Linked DNA regions of Homo sapiens: region 2 is linked to region 1. Evidence: chromatin loops called from intact Hi-C (ENCODE). Cell type or tissue: A673. All regions are shown on one strand. Links, peaks and the distances in the headings refer to the core of each region. The heading gives the core; the rest is flanking DNA. Region 1 overlaps NELL2 (neural EGFL like 2). Region 2 holds the start of LOC124902922 (a long non-coding RNA gene).

Region 1 (8,346 bases), core at 331-8,330:
AGTTCTTAAGAAACAATTGATTACTGCTTGCCCAGGGCCTGCACATGAAACAGTAATTCTCCTGGGGAATCTACTATTTGTGGAGTAAACCTTGAAGAAAAAAAAATTCAATCTGAATTCATGTGTTGCTTTAATAGTCGTTGAATTATCATAGTCTTGTATTTTCCTTCTTTTCTTCTTAACTATGAGTTTTCTTTCACTCAGCGGCCTATAGAAACCAAGGATCTGCAAGCCACCAATATGCCCAGAGCCCTACAAAGATTTCCAAAGGATTTGTAATATAAAATTCCAGCCTTGCTTCTCCTTCCAGAAGGACATATCTAAATGACAAATATGTATCTATATGGGTGTATACACACACACACACACACACACACACACTTTCCTACACACATTTCTTACTCTCTTATAAAAATGAGTAAAGTATACTTTTTCAGGAGGATTCAATATGAAATCACAAAGCTATATAAGGAAAAAATAACTTGAAAAAACTTCAAATTAACAGATATCTTCTTGGAAGCTAAATTGCTATTTACCATTGTAATACAGCTGACAAAAAATAAACCTTATGCTCTGTTGAATTAAATTAAATTAAACATAAAAAGGCTACAGAAAAATCATTTATGATAAATTCAGGGAATATAGCTACTTGATTTTACACATTCAATAAATATTACCATGCCAAACTATGAAGACATTTTTGAATTATCTTTCAACTCAGCTCGTGCTAGGTTGTTTCCATAGCAATAGTGAGTGAACAGTTAAAAGCCACTTTATCATTTCTGTAGCTTGCGGTGGTCACCTTGTGTTCATTTTAATTTTTTTTTAAAAAATGCCTCTATGCATCGAAAATTAATTTGACAATACTTATATTTCCTTTTCACCCTAGTGTAAAACATAACAGGGCAATATTGGATTGGCTTCCTTTATTGAGTTTCAGGATGTTTACTTTTATCCCCTCTGACATTCTGGTGCATCAAAATATTTAACATGTAATTAATATCATAATATCTTTTAACATTGATATTTTTAAAAATTTTATATCAAAACGTGAAGGACCAATTCTTGAAGACATTCTCAACCTCACATACTGCTCTCCTTATGTGTATCAGTTAGAATCCTGGCAGGAAACAGATGGCACACTCAAGCTGGCTAATTAAAGAGTATAACAAAGGGACCATTTATAAAGATATGCCTAGAAATAGAGAAAACAAGATTGAACAGTTACCTCCCAAGGACAGAATAGCCAGAGCTGTTAATATCCCTAAGCCAGAAGATGCAAACAGTAGAAGTTATCAGAACCTGGTGAGGCAGTGAGACAGAGAGGAGTACCTTTCAAGAGATATAACCTTCAGTAAGGTGACACACCAAATCATGGCGGTGGCCAGGCAGGAAGGGAGCCAGCGGAATAAATATCCAAACTTGACCTCTTCCTAATATGCCAGCTGTGTTTCCTGCTGCAGTATAATTGAAACCAGACAAGAATCAAGAGGAAAAGGAACCCACTATTAGGGTCTGTATAGGTCAGCCACCCCAGGATGCACAGCAGGGTAGAAAGGGTGAAATTGAGGATCTAGAGAGGAAGAACTAAGTTATCCATCACATCCCTTACTTAGGCATATCATTTTCAATTTGGAAATTTGGAAATAGCAACTTTCAATTTAGAAATAACATAGCAGGAGTTTATCATCAGCAGAACTAGAATGCAATTTTTATAGAATCATCTGTGGAAAAGAGGAACATATTAAACAAGATACTCAGACTCACATGTGTTATAAGGTAAGAGAAATATTTATTTAATTTTGCACAAGAACGAGCTTATACTGAACAAATTCAACCAAATAATATTAAGTGCAGTAAAACAAGGAAATAGGGATGACTTTTCCTGTTAGAAAATATTAAGTAACCATGCCTGTGCATTATTTTTATCATTACAATAACTTGTTTCAGATTTCTTTTCAGAGTGTACTGTACATAACATGTTATAGCTTCTTTGCTTTACTTCTGAAAATATAATTCATTCACTGCCTGACATTTTATTTCTTGCAGTGAGGAACCTAACTGATTCTTGAAGATTCTGATCTAGAGGAAAATTTTCTGCACCAGTGAAGCTAGAGGCTTTCACAGATCCAATGGGCTCAGGCTTTCTATCCAGGGTTCAGGATGTCACGGTATATACTGTACGCCCATTCTTCTACATGGTGATGTGAGACACAGTAGAGGCAGACTTGAGGTCTAATTTTGCCCCAGTAATTTTCCTTTTGTGATTTTGTCAAGCTCCACAAATTTCATAATTGAAAGTTCACTCAGCTATTAACAAAGCTGCATTTAGCTGCCCACAAATCACCCAATTTAAGTTTTAACTTCTTTTTGGTCTTTTAATGAAAGAACATTCTTTTAACAGAAATCTCCCATGAGACAGTTAACTTCACAGTTCCTGAAGGCACTGTGGATCCACTGAGCAACAGATGTGGCCATTCTAGATTTAAAAAAAGTAGAAAGAAAAACAGTATGAATTTTTAAGCCATTAGTAAATGATCACATTTATTGATTGGTACTTACAAACAAAACTGTATAATTTATTTCTGCATTCCTAAAAATTCAATGGCCCAATCACTTTTCATGACTCTACTATTGCAGACTCAATTATTATGCCCATTGTATTTGTGGGAAGTCATAAACTGGCTTTATTTACTCATTGGCATCCTCTGTATCACATTTGTTCTTTCATTTATTTGCAAAATATGTACTAAGTCTATGTAAGCACTAAGTATATTAATAAATAAAGCAGACATGGTCACTAACCTCACAGAGCAGGGTTTGCAGTTTATCTAGGGAGAAAACTAGTAAGTACCATGCAAACATATAATCAAAAATTGTGAAAAGTGCTAGAAAGGTGCTATGAACTAAATGTTTGCATCCTCTTAAAACCCACATGTTGAAATCCTAATCCCCAGTGTGATGGTATTAGGAGGTAAAGCCTTTGAGAGGTAATTAGTGAATGAGGGTAGAGCACTCATGAATGGGATCAGTGCCCTTACAAAAAGATGAGAACACATGCGTCCTCTCTCTCTATCTACCATGTGATACAATGAGAAATGGCCATCTGCAAACAGGAAGTGTGTCCTTGGAGATACCAGATCTGCCAGGGTCTGGATCTTGGAATGTGAGAAATGAATTTCTCAGCCTCCAAAATTGTGGGGAATGAATTGTCGTTGTTTAAGCCACCCAGTCTATGGTATTCTGTTACAGCAGCCTGAACTGACTAAGACAAAAGGAAATACACTAGGTGGTTGTGTGAGATTAATAAAAGACTAGCTACTTAGTCAATGTCCAGGGTAGACTGTTCTGTGAGGTGATATTTAAACCGAGACCTGGAGACTGCATGAAAAGGTGGCCAAACGCACAGAGGAGAGTTTTGTGTAGTTAAGAAACTGAAAAAAAGCTTTGGGTAAGAATTTTCAGTTAGGGAAGAAAACTGTGGTGATGAAATAGGATAAATAGGCAGGGAAGGGCCAGATATGCATAATTAGTTTTTGATATAAGGTATCAAAACAATATAGTGTTGTACAAAGAAGAAAAACCTTCTATCCTATTCTTTTGATTCCCTGCACTCTTACTTTTCTCAACCAGCTAACTCATAGATAATGTTAATATCGTTTTTAAAACCGTGATGATGATAATATCCCTCCATTCCTTAAGTGTGTACTCTGTGTCAGACACTTTGCCAGGCATTTAAAATACATTATCTAATTTCAACCGCACAGCATTCCCAGTTGGATTCCTATTAATAGTCACACGTTTTAGATTCAGAAACTGAAGATCAGAAAGCTTAAATATCATGTCCAAAATCACACAGCTAGTAAATGGTAGAGCTAGGATTAAAACTCAGGCTAGCCTGACTCTAAAATACATCCTCCATTATATAGTTTCTCTCAGAAAATTGGCTTTTGATGATTGAAATGCATTATACTTTAATATGATAAAAACTGAAAGTGTCTTTGTTTCTATAAAAGGAAACCTGAAAAGATTTTGATAGTCTAGCCTTTGCTAAAGCACACTGATGAGGAAAAAGCCAGTATATATCCAAGAAGAATATTATCAGTTTAACTTATTTGCATCTTTTCTAACTTATTATTAAGCTGAGTTCATATTCTGGCAGTGACAGACTCAACCATTTCTTAGACCCCTAGTGGCATTTTAAAGTTTTGTCATCATATCTCCAGCCCCTAACATATTCCTAGAGACAGAACTGTTCGATTGAGACTTGTAGAACTCAGCTGTGCCCTAGAATCTCCAAGATGCCCCAGGCTGGAACCATCTTTGCCTCTCCTGTCTGACAAAGGCCACTCTGAGGTGCCGGCTCAGAGGCACAGGTTTTCTGACCATAACCAGGTCACACAATCTTTCTTAATTCATTGGCCCAACAAAGTGATGGGTGTACCAGTTCCTGGGAATATCAGCTCCTCAAATTATATGGCTTTGGAGCAGAAATATAATTAGGGAATTTCTGGAGCTTTCCATCACTGAGTATGTGCAATTAGCATTAGAACCCTATGGGGAAGAAACCATTAATATTGCACCCATAAGTATGTCTTAGGAAGGGTTTCTTTGTTTTCTAAAATCTTCCAGGAGTGTGTTGCTTATTCCATATTGGATATGTTCTGCTATAACAGGATTCTACAAACCATATCAATGGCAGCTCCTTAATTAGGGAAGCATGGACAACTAATAAAGCATCCTACTTGGGTTCCAGTTTTACTGATAGCATAGTTTCTTATATAAGACTAACCCTCCTATAGATAACAACTATAAAGTCTGAACAAAATACAAAAATAACAATTGAAAGCAATAGAGAGTGTCAGGCAGACACTACAGCAGTTTCAATCTTTGAAAGAAGGAAAATGTACTGTGTGAGTGTTGTTTTCACTTGGTATTCCCCCTTAGGGCACTCCCCAGTCTGTGCAGCTTGAGATAACTATAAGGAAAGCAGAAAGCCACAATCTCACTGAGGTGTCAGAGGACAGCTTGGGAGTTGTCAGAGTGGCTGGAAATTGAGGGGGAAATATCTATAAAAGAAGAAGTGAATCAGTAAACAAACTCCTTTTAAATCCTTGGCTGATCTTTGAGTTGCAGAAGAGATTCTAAAGAGCAAATCAAGAGAGCCACAGTTTGAAGGTTGAAAGATATGAGAAGAGCTTTCAGATGCTGCTCACTGAAGCAGTGCGTCAGATCTGTGTCCTTCTAAGATATAAAGGATTGATAAACAGTTTAAGTTTTCCTTAGACTTCTATCTCTCACCACCTATAAAAAATCAACTAAAAATGGATTAAAGATTTACATGTAGTATTAATACCTGCAACTATAAAACTACTAGAAGAAAACATAAGACAAATGCTTCAGGACACAGGTCTAGGCAAATATTTTATGAGTGAGACCACAAAAGCACAGGCAACAAAAACAAAAATAGATAAATGAGACTATATCAAACTAAAAAGCTTCTGCACAGCAAAGAAAAAAATCAACAGAATGAAGAGACAACTTGCAGAATGGAAGAAAATATTTGCAAACTATTCATCTGACAAGAGATTCATACCCAGAATGTACAGGGAACTCAAATAACAGCAAAACACTGCAAGTAATCCAATTAAAAATGGGCAAAGGATTTGAACAGATATTGCTGAAAAGAAGTCATACAAATGACCAACACATATATTAAAAATGCTCAACATCACTAATCATCAGGGAAACGCAGGTCAAAACCACAATGAGCTATCATCTCACTCCAGTTAGAACAGCTTTTATTAAAAAGGAACAAATTACAAATGCTGGTGAGGATGCAGAGAAACAGGAACCCTTGTGCACTGTTGGTGGGACTGTAAATTAGTAGAGCCATTATAAAAAACAGTATGAAAGTTTCTCAAAAAACTAAAATAGATCTAACATATGATCCAGCAATCTCACTACTGGGTTTTTACTGAAAGGAAAAAAAAAATCAGTATATTGAAGATATATCTGAACCCCCATGCAGTATTTTTCACAATCACCAAGATATGTAATCAACCTAAATGTCTATCAACAGATGAATGAACAAAGAAAATGTGGCATATATCCACAATGGAATACCATCCAGACATAAGAAGAATGAAATCTTGTCATTTTCAACAACATGGATGAGACTTGGAGGACATTATGTGAAATAAGCCAGGTGCAGAAAGATACATACTACATGTTCTCTCTTATATGTTGGAGCTAAAAAATTCATCTTATAGAAGAAGAATTATGGTGATCAGAAGCTAGGAGGAGTATAGGGGAGAGGAGGATAGGAAGATGTTGGTTAAAGTATACAAAATTACACAGCTAGATAGGAGGAATAAGTTCTAGTGTTCTATAACACTGTAGGATAAATATAATTAATAATAATTTATTGTATATGTTCAGAAATCTAGAAGAAAGGATTTTGAATGTTCCCACCACAAAGTAATAAATGCTTGAGGTAAAAAATACCCTAATTACCCTGATCATTGCATACTGTACATATGTATCAACACTCTGTACCCCCATAAATATGTGCAACCACTATGTGTCAACCAAACATAAAAGGAAAAACCAAATAATCCAAGCTTTCCATTGAAGGCCTAAAAGGGCCATGATTAGGTGTAAAACAATACCTACAGATTAAGAGATTCATGCTAAAACTAAAGGTAAATTTGAAACAGACCCCCCCTAACTGGTGTAAAGCCAACCTCTAATAAGTGCTAGGTTATTGGCTAATAATTTACAACCTGCTAGAACAAAAACAGTCTTCACAAGAAGCCAATGGAACCTATGATCTATAAAACATATCATCCATCATATCCAATATATTATAAAAATTAATAGACGTGAAGAAAAACAGGAAAATGTGGCTCCTAATGAAGAGAAAAAGCAGTGAATGGAAAATGACTCGAAGATGATCCAGATGTTGTAATTAGCAAAGACTGGAAAGTATCTATCATAAATATGCTCAAAAATGTTAAAAGATACAGTCATAATGAATGAATAAATGGTAAAACTTGGCAGAGAAATTAAACTACTAAAAATTAAGTGGAAATTCTGGAACTGAAAAATGCAATATCTGAAATGAAAAGATTCACTGGATGAACCTAATAGCAGATTAGAGATGGCAGAAGAAAAAGCCAGTAAATTTGAAGACAAAGCAATAGAAATTATCCAATCCATAAAACAAAGACAAAAATATTGAAATAAAAATAGAACTTTAGTGACCTTTAGGATAATTAAACCATCTAAGCGAATGTTTAATTGGAGTCTCAGAAAACTATGAGAGAAAAAAATGTGGCAGACAAAATATGTGAAAAAACGATGGCTCAACTTTTCTCAAGTTTGGTGAAATGACATCAACTTAGATATCCAAAAAGCCCAGCAAACACCAAAGAAAATAAAGACCAAAAAAAAAAAAAATTAGACCTAAGTGCATCATAGTCAAACTACTAAAAACAAAGATAGAGAATCATGAAAGGAAAAAGTAGGGGAAAAAAGAAATACTGCATACAAGGGAATAAAAAAACAAATGATCACTGTATCAGAAACAATGGAAACTAGAAAATAATAGAATATCACCTTTAAAGTTCTGGAAACAAATCTGTCAATCCTGAATTCTATGTCCAGTGAAAATATTCTTCAAATATAAAGACACTTTCAGATAAATAAGAGTTGAAAGAACTTGTTACTAGCACACCTGCAATAAGGAAAATGCTAAGGAGTGTTATTCAAGCTGAAGGGAATGTAACCAGATGGAGACTCCAATATGTAAGAAGAAATGAAGAGTACCAGAAATGGTAAATACGGTAGTCTTTCCTTATCTGCAGTTTATCTTTCCACAGTTTCAGTTACCTGTGGTCAACCATGGCCCAAACAAGTGAGTAAAATGTATGATAAAACATTTTGACAGAGAGAGATAGAGAGAGAGACAGAGATCACATTCACATAATTTTTATTACAGTATATTATTATAATTATATTTTATTATTAGTTATTGTTGTCAATCTCTTACTGTGCCAACTTATAAATTAAATTTTATTGTAGGTATGTATAGAAAAAACATAGTATATATAGTGTTTAATAAGGTTCAGTATATTGTGGTTTCAGGCATCCACTTGGAGTCTTGGAACGTATATCCCTTGTGGAAAAAGGAGCTATTACTATATGTGAATAAATATAAAATATACCATTTTTCTTTTCTTAATTTCTTCAAAAGACATAAAACTTATTAAAGCAAAAATAATAACATGGAACTGTAGGATTTATAGTGAACAGAGTTGTAAAATATATTACTGTTTTAGCACA
Region 2 (8,346 bases), core at 324-8,323, 190 kb before region 1:
TGATTAGTGATGATGAGCATTTTTTCATAAGCTTGTTAGCTCCTTGTATGTCTTTTGTTTTTGAGAAGTGTCTGTTCATGTTCTTTTGCCCACTTTTAGATGAGATTATATGTGTTTTGCTTGTTAAGTTGTTTAAGTATATTACAGATTCTGGATATTAAACCTCTGTTGGATGCATAATTTGCAGATATTTTCTCCAATACTGTGAGCTGTCTGTTTACTCTGCTTTTCATTTTGCTGTACGAAAGCTCTTTATTTAATTAGGTCTCACTTGTCAATTTTTGGCTTTGTTGCAGTTGCTTTTGAGGACTTAGTCATAAGTTCTTTGCCAATCCTGTTATCTACAATGTTATTTTCTAGGTTTTCTTTTATGATTTTTATAGCTTGAGATTTTACATTTAAATCTTTAATCCCATCTTGAGTTAGTTTTTCTATATGGTGAAAAGTAGGGGGACAGTTTCATTCTTCTGCATATGACTATCCAGTTATCTCAGCACCATTTATTACATATGGAGTTCTTTCCTTATTGCTTATTTTTGTTGACTTTGTCAAAGGTCAGATGGCTGTAGGTGTGCAGCTTGTTTCTGGGTTCACTTTTCAGATCTATTATTCTGTCTGTCTGTTTTTGTACCAATATCATGCTGTTTTGATTACTGTAGCCATGTAGTGTAGTTTGAAGTCAGGTAGTGTGATGCCTCTGGCTTTGTTCTTTTTGCTTAGCATTGCTTTGGCTATTCAGGCTCTCTTTTGGTTCAATATGAGTTTTAGAATAATTTTTTATAATTCTGTGAAAAAAGACATTGATAGTTTGAAGGAATAGTGTTGAATCTGCAGATTACTTTGAGCAGTATGGACGTTTTAATGACATTAATTCTTTCAGTCTATGAGCATGGAATGTTTTTCCATTTGTGTCATCTCTGATTTTTTTCAGCAGTGTTTTGTAGTTCTCCTTGTAGAGATATTTTATATCCTTAGTTGGTTGTATTCCTAGGTACTTTTTTGTGTGGGTGGGTATTGTAAGTGAGATTATGTCCTTGATTTGGCTCTCAGCTTGAACCTCTTTGGTGTATAGAAATGGTACTGATTTTTATATGCTGATTTTGTGTCCTGAAACTTTACTAAAGTTGTTTATCTGGTCTAGGAGCCTTTGGCAGAGGCTTTAGGGTTTTCTAGGCATAGAATCATATTGTCTGCAAAACTGAGATAGTTTGACTTGCTCTTTTCCTATTGATGCGTTTTATTCTTTCTCTTGCCTGATTGCTCTGGCTAGGACTTCCAACACTATGTTGAATAGGGTTGGTAACAGGATCCTTGTCTTGTTCCAGTTCTCATGGGGAATACTTCCAGCTTTTGCCCAGTCAGAATGATGTTGACTGTAGATTTTTTATAGATGACTCTTATTTTTTTGATGTATGTTCCTTCAAGGGCTTATTTGTTGAGGTTTTATAATGAAGGGAGGTTGGATTTTATCAAAAGCCTTTTATACTTCTATTAAGATGATCATACAGTTTTGGTTTTTAATTCTGGTTTTGTGGTGAATCACATTTATTTAGTTTTGTGTGTTGAACCAACTGGCATCTCAGGAATAAAGCCTACTTGATTGTGGTGACTTAACTTTTTGATATGCTGCTGGATTTCATTTGGCAGTTTTTTTTCTTTTTTTGAGGATTTTTGTGTCTATGTTTATCAGGGATATTGGCCTGTAGTTTCTTCTTCTTTTTTTTTTTTTTTTTAAGACAAAGTCTCACTCTGTCGCCAAGGTTGGAGTGCAGTGGCGCAATTTCAGCTCACTGCAACCTCCGCCTCCTGGGTTCAAGGGATTCTCCTGCCTCAGCCTCCTGAGTAGCTGGGACTACAGGCTAGTTTTCTTTTTACATTGTGCCTTTATCAGTTTATGGTATCAGGGTGATACTAGCTTCATAGTATGAGTTAGGCAGGAGCCCATCCTCCTCCATTTTTTGAAATAGTTTCAATAGAATTAGTACGAGCTCTTCTCTGTACATGTAGTAAAATTCAGCTGTGAATCCATCTGATCCAGAGCTTTTTTGTATGTAGGTTTTTTTGACTAATTCAATTTTGTAACTGGGTATTGGTATGTTCAATGTTTCAATTTCTTCCTGATTCACTGTTGGGGCTTGTGTGTTTCCAGGAATTTATCCATTTCTTCTAGAGTTTCTAGTTTGTGTGCATAGAGGTGTTCATAATATTCTCTGAGAATCTTTTGTGTTTCTGTGGAATTGGTTGTAATATCACCTTTGTTGTTTCAAATTGCACTTTTTTGGATCTTCTCTTTTATTTGTTAATCTAGCTAGCAGTCTATCTGTCTTGTTTCGTCTTTCAGAGAGCCAACTTTTGGGTTCATTGATGCTTTGTATGGATTTTGGGGTCTGAATTTCATTCAATTCTGCTCTTATTTTAATAATTTCTTTTCTTCTGCTAGCTTTGGAGTTAGTTTATTCTTAGTTTTCTAGTTCCTCTAGATGTGATACCAAACTGTAAATTTGAGATCTTCCTAACTTCTTGAAGTAGATGTTTAGAGCTATAAATTTTCCTGTCAACACTGTTTTTGCTTCATCCAAGAGATTTTGCTATGTTGTGTTGACTGTTCGTTTCTTTCAAAGAATTTTTTACTTTCTGCCTTAAATTCATTGTTTACCCAAAAATTGTTCAGAGAAAAGTAGTTTAATTTCCAAGTAATTGTGTGGTTTTCAGATACCTTCTTGGTTTTGATTTTATTTGTATTCCACTGTGGTCAGAGCATATGGTGGGTATGATTTCTATTTTTTCTAATCTGTTGAGACTTGCTTTATGGCTGAGCACTATTGTGTGGTGGGCTAAGGCTTTTCATAGATATAGGAGTATTTGTATTATTAATGTGGGTGCTCCGATGTTGGGTGCACATATACTTAGGATTATTAAATCTTCTTGTTGAATTGAACCTTTCATCATTATATAATGTCCTTCTTTTTCCTATTTTATTATTGCTGGCTTAAAGTCTGTTTTATCTGATATAAAAATAGCAATGATATAAAAATAGCAACCCCTGTTCTTTTTTGTTTTCCATTTTCATGATAGATCTTTCTTTCTCCAGTTCTTTACTTTGAGCCTGTAAGTGTCATTTCCTGTGAGAGGGGTCTCTGGAAGACAGGAGACAGACTTTTTAATCCAGTTTACCACTCTCTGTGTCTTCTTAGTGAAGCATTTAGACTATTTTCACTCAAGGTTAATATTGTCATGTGTGGTTTTAATCCTATGGTGAAATTATTAACTGGTTGCTTTGTAGTTCCTGTTATATAATTGCTCTATAGGGTCTGTGAACTATAGACTTACATGTATTTTTGTGGTAGCAGGTATTGTTATTTTGTTTCCATTTTTAAAATTCCCTTAAGGACCTCTTTTAAGCCTGGTCTAATGGAGATACATTCTCTTAGCGTTTTTTTATTGTTGGGGGTGTCTGGAAAACATTGTATTTTTACTTTGCTTATAAAGCTTAGTTTGATGGGATATGGAATTCTTGGTTGAAATTTCTTTCCCTTAAGGATGCTGAAAATAGGCCCCCAATCTCTTCTGGCTTGTAATATTTCAGCTGAGACATATGCTTTTAAATTGATGGGATTCCATTTGTGCATGGTCTGAACTTTTTCTCTAGCTGCCTTTAAGATTTTTTCTTTAGCATTGTCCTTGGGCAGTTTAATGACTATATGCCTTGATGATGTTCTTTTTGTATGGTATCTCACAGGTGTTCTCTGGATTTCTTGTTCCTGGGTGTCTACCTCTTTAAAAATACTAGGGACACTCTTTGTACTATTGCTTCAAATATGTTTTCCAGATTGTTTACTTTTTCTCCTCCTCTCTCAGGAATGCCAGTAATTTATAAATTTGTTTGCTTTACATAATCCCATATTTTTCAGACTTTGTTCATTAAAATTTTTTTTCTTTATTTTAGTCTGACTTGATTAATTCAAAAGACTAGTCTTCTAGCTCTGTAATTCTTTTTCTGTTTGGTGTAGTATATTGATAAAACCTTCAATTGTATTTTGAAATTCTTTAATTGAATTTTTCAATCCTGGAAGCTCTGACTGATTTTCTTTAAAGATGTTTATCTCCTTCTTCATTTCCTGGATTTCTTCAGAAATTTCTTTTTCTTTTTCTTTTTTTTTTTTTTTTTGGCTTTCATCCTTGTCTTGAATCTTGTTGAGCCTCCTTGCAATCCAAGCTTTGCATTCTTAATCCGTCATTTCTGAGTGTCTGTTTTAGTCAGGGACCATTGCTGGAGATCTAGTGTGATCCTTTGGTGGAGTCACAATATTCAGATTTTTCATGGTATGAGAAAAGTTGCACTGGTTCTTTCTCATCTGGAGACACTGGCACTTCTAATTTTTGTAATTATTAATATTTTCATGTGAATAGGATTTTCCCCTTTCTTTCCCTATTATATATATATATATGTTTTTTTTTTTAATTTTTCTTTGTTTTTCTCCCTAGTGGGTGTAACTGTAAAGAATGTTGGCTAGGGTCTTTTGGCTTTGCTTCATTTTTTTGTTTTTGTTTTTGTTTTTGAGACAAAGTTTCACACTTGTTGCCCAGGCTGGAGTGCAAATGGCGCAATCTCAGCTTACTGAAACCTCTGCCTCCAGGGTTCAAGCAATCCTCCTGCCTCAGCCTCCCAAGTAGGTGGGATTACAGGTGCCTGCCACTACACCTGACTAATTTTTTGTATTTTTAGTAGAGACAGGATTTCACCATGTTGGCCAGGCTAGTCTCGAACTCCTGACCTCAGGTGATCCACCAGCCTGGCCTTGGCTTTGCTTCTATAGCCCTATGCACTTCTGTCAGCTGGTTTTATGTTGGACTGTGTGGTTCTACCTACAGGCCAGTAGATGGCACTTATGGGTAAAAGTCAGCTCTGGCCAACGTGAACGGGTATATATTTCAACCTTGTTTACTGGGAGGTCTCTGATGCTGCAGGCAATGGGCTGAACTGTTTAGTGCACAGTGGTCTTAGCTCCCTACTCACCACCACATGAGGGAACCAAGAGAGTAGGGCCTGGACTGGGCAGGCTCACCTACAGCCACTCAATGGCAGGTACTAGCACCAGCACCTAATGCGTGGCCACCTAGCGCCCAGAGGTATGTCTAGGCATGGAGCTTGGTAACCTGCTTGGCCCTAAGTTCTCTGCATGGGGAGGGGTGACGGCCCGAACTCCTAATCCAGTAGAGTGGATGCACCTGGAGATCTTCCTGGGCATGTAGCATAGGGGGCCGTACTGCACCACAGTCTCTCCACAGAAAGTGTGGGGCAACTCAGGCCACTGACCCAGGCAAGGGGGTACTTCAGATGCCTGGAGATATGCCTAAGCATGGAGTGGAGAGGGTCCTGTTACATCACAATCTATGCACAGGAGGGGTGGGAGACTCAGGCTGCTGGTCCATGATAGGAAGTGCTCTGATTGTCTGGAGATCTGCCTGCATGCGTGGAACAGAAGAGGCCCTGCTACACTCTAATCTATGTACGTTAAGGTGAGATGGCTCAGGCTACTAGTCCAGGAGAGTAGGTGCTCTGAATACCTGGAGTTCTGCCTGGATGTGTAGCAGAGAGGGCCCTGCTACACCCTAATCTATCCACAGGAAAGGTAGGGTGGCTAAGGTTGCTGATCCAGGCAACAGGGTGCTCCATCTGCATGGAGATTTGCCTGGGCATGAAGTGGAGAGAATCCTGCTACAAGCCAATTTATGCACAGGAAAGGTGGGGTGGCTCAGGCTGGTAATCCAGAAGAGCAGGTGTTCTCAATGGCCAGAAATCTGCCAGGGTATGGAGCAGAGAGGACCCCACTGCATCCCAGTCTATGCACAGGAAGGGTGGGGCAGCTCAGCCTACTGATCCAGGAGAGTGGGTGCTCTGACTGCCTAGGCATGGAGCAGAGAGGTCTCTGCTGCACCACAATCTAGGCACAGAGAGGGTGGGATGACTCAGGATGCAAATTCATGTAAGTGGGTGCTCCAAATGCCTGGAAATCTGCCTAGGCATGGAGCAGAGAGTGTCCCCTGCACCATGATCTCAGGTGAGCAGGATGGAGCTCCCAGCAAGGTCACACACAGGCCATTTCCAGGTGGCCAAGCTAGGCCTGGCTACAAGTCTCATTGCTCAAGAGAAACTGTCGCTGTAGCAGCTTCCCTCTCACCCTAGAACTACACACGGGGAGCACAATTCCAGCACCTACAACTGGGGCACTGTCCACACGCACCATTCAATTCTGGCTATGGAGGCCTCTACTCAGCACCAGAGCAAGCTCTGCAATCTCTGATCCAAGACTATAATGCCTGCATGGCCATGCTGCTGGGTTGTCAAAGAATTACTGACTTTGTATGCACCTGGATTAAAAATGGCATCCTGCTCTCCATCCTGAGTCTGGGAAAATGCCTGCAGGAATTCCTGGTATCTTTTCCTCTCAATGTCCCCAAGCCTCACCCCAAGCTAGTCCCAAGGCTTGGGAGAAACAAAATGCTCTTTCTTGTCCTGGGTTGCATGGATCCCCATTGGAAAAGTGACTCACAGAGGGAGGCTCTCTGCCCACCCCCTGTTCTGGGTCTTCACTCACTTTTATTTACCAAATGCCTTCCCAGGGGCTGCTTGCCCACCTTCTCCTCCCTGGGGTCTGGGACGTCCTTCACTGTCTTAATGGGTTCCCGTTTTCCCTTTTGAATTAAAATTCATGCATTTGAATTAAAATGTATGATTTTGCTGTTTCCAAGTGGCTAAGACACACTGCAAGCTTCTAATCCGCTGTCTTGGAAGAAAAATAATGCATTTTCTGATGACGTAAATACAAAAGTGCTAAGTTCTTACATTTATTAAATGAGTGTAGAAATAAGATCTGGTGGCTGCATTCACTTTGTCTTCTGACTACCAGTTAATTCAATATTTAAAATTCATTCTTTGGTTTTCATAAAATTACCTATTTTTTTTCTTGGCTCAAAACCTAACTATATGTCTCTTTCTTTCCAGTCCAGTTTGTCAAATTTCCTTCCTCTAGCTGTCCATTATACATACTCTGTGATTCTGCCCTGTGTTTCCTTATCTTCTCATCCAAGTTATTTTTTAAGGCAGTTCTGTTCACTGCCATGGCCTAACAGCCTCCCAATAGGCTAGTCTTTCTCAAATCTTCCTCAAGCCCTAAGACTTCTGCTGAATTTCAGACCTGGATATCTAACTGGCAACCAGCTCTATCCACCTGGATGTTTACGTGGGCATCTCTGGTTCATCATGTCTAAAACCAAGCTATCATCAACCCTTCAAACAGTTATCTATCCAGTCACTCACACCAAAAAACCTTTTAAAAATCCAAGATTTCTCTTTCCTACTTATCTTCCAGTCAGCCATCATGCCTATATATTCTTCTTGCCAAATATCTTTTGAATCTGCCCCTCCTTTAGACTCTTATCACCTATACCTTACAGTTCATGTTACCATCAACTTTTGCCTATATTAGTACAAAGCCCTTTCTCTTCTTTTGGTCTTACTCCATTATTCCAAAGTAATCTTTTTAACACCAAAATCTTATCTTCAAAATTCTTTAAATAATAATTCATTTGCATGTCATCTATACAAGGCCTTTTATCATCTAGCTCATGCCTAGCTTCTGACCTTCTCTTCCTGGTCATTATCACCACCTTCCCTCTCCTACCCCCACCTCTTGCATTTTACACTCTATTAAATTTTGAAATACTTGTTGATTACCGAATTCTGCCTTTTTAAAATAGTACAGACCTTTGCATGTGCAATACAAGGGCATCTCCCCAGTGTGCGTGCTTCACTGCCCTCAGCCATCCAACCCTCAGCTTATATGCTGTCCTCTCTGTGAAGTCTCATCTGCCTCTCTCAAATAAACTTTAGTGCTTCTTTTATTATTTGTTCATGGCAATTTTTAAATATTTCGATTAGAGTTATTTTACTCTTCCATTTAAATTTGTTTGGATGTATTTAATTGTTTTACTAAAAAGTTGTAAGAATTGCCTAGAATAGTTCACGTCAGACACAGAGAATATTCAACAGATGTTGGCTGAATTTAGACCAGCACCTAAACTAGTTCCTTTCAGGTCATTGGGACTCAATATTCACATTTTAAAGAAAAGATTTTAGAGTATTCTCAACTGGGAGCAATTTTATTTTTTCATTTCTTTAGAATTTCGGATCAATGTACTTGTGTGAGCTATTTTTAAGATAAATTTTCTATGTGATAATTGTATTTGAATTGATCAGAAACTGAAAGATTTGTTTTACAGGGATTATTTAAAGCCTGTTGACATTAGACAATTCCTGCATTAAATTTACTGTAAGCTGTAGGA

What was found. Hi-C counts contacts between places; a loop is a spot of excess contacts. Peaks named below come from ENCODE experiments on the same cell type or tissue, not always from the same donor. Only the 100,000 strongest peaks of a DNase experiment are listed, where the experiment ranks them.
Region 2: a loop joins it to region 1, with 2.2 times the contacts of the local background. A loop is called at or near these places in 3 of 110 quality-filtered maps.

Annotation. Positions count from the first base shown.
Region 1 is chr12:44,506,506-44,514,851 of GRCh38, forward strand. It overlaps NELL2 (neural EGFL like 2), which reads right to left. Exons shown (of 20, transcript NM_001145108.2): 20 at 1,773-2,479. The coding sequence ends at 2,429. Among named protein-coding and RNA genes, the nearest start is that of NELL2, 370 kb to the right of the region's middle. In A673, for the core only: a CTCF peak has its summit at 4,181; a DNase peak (open chromatin) is centred at 1,176; H3K27ac peaks cover 2,185 bases.
Region 2 is chr12:44,312,852-44,321,197 of GRCh38, forward strand. The region is part of intron 6 of TMEM117 (transmembrane protein 117); the gene reads left to right. It overlaps LOC124902922 (a long non-coding RNA gene), which reads left to right and starts at 39. Exons shown (of 2, transcript XR_007063281.1): 1 at 39-8,346. In A673, for the core only: a CTCF peak has its summit at 4,875 (motif pointing right); a DNase peak (open chromatin) is centred at 4,900.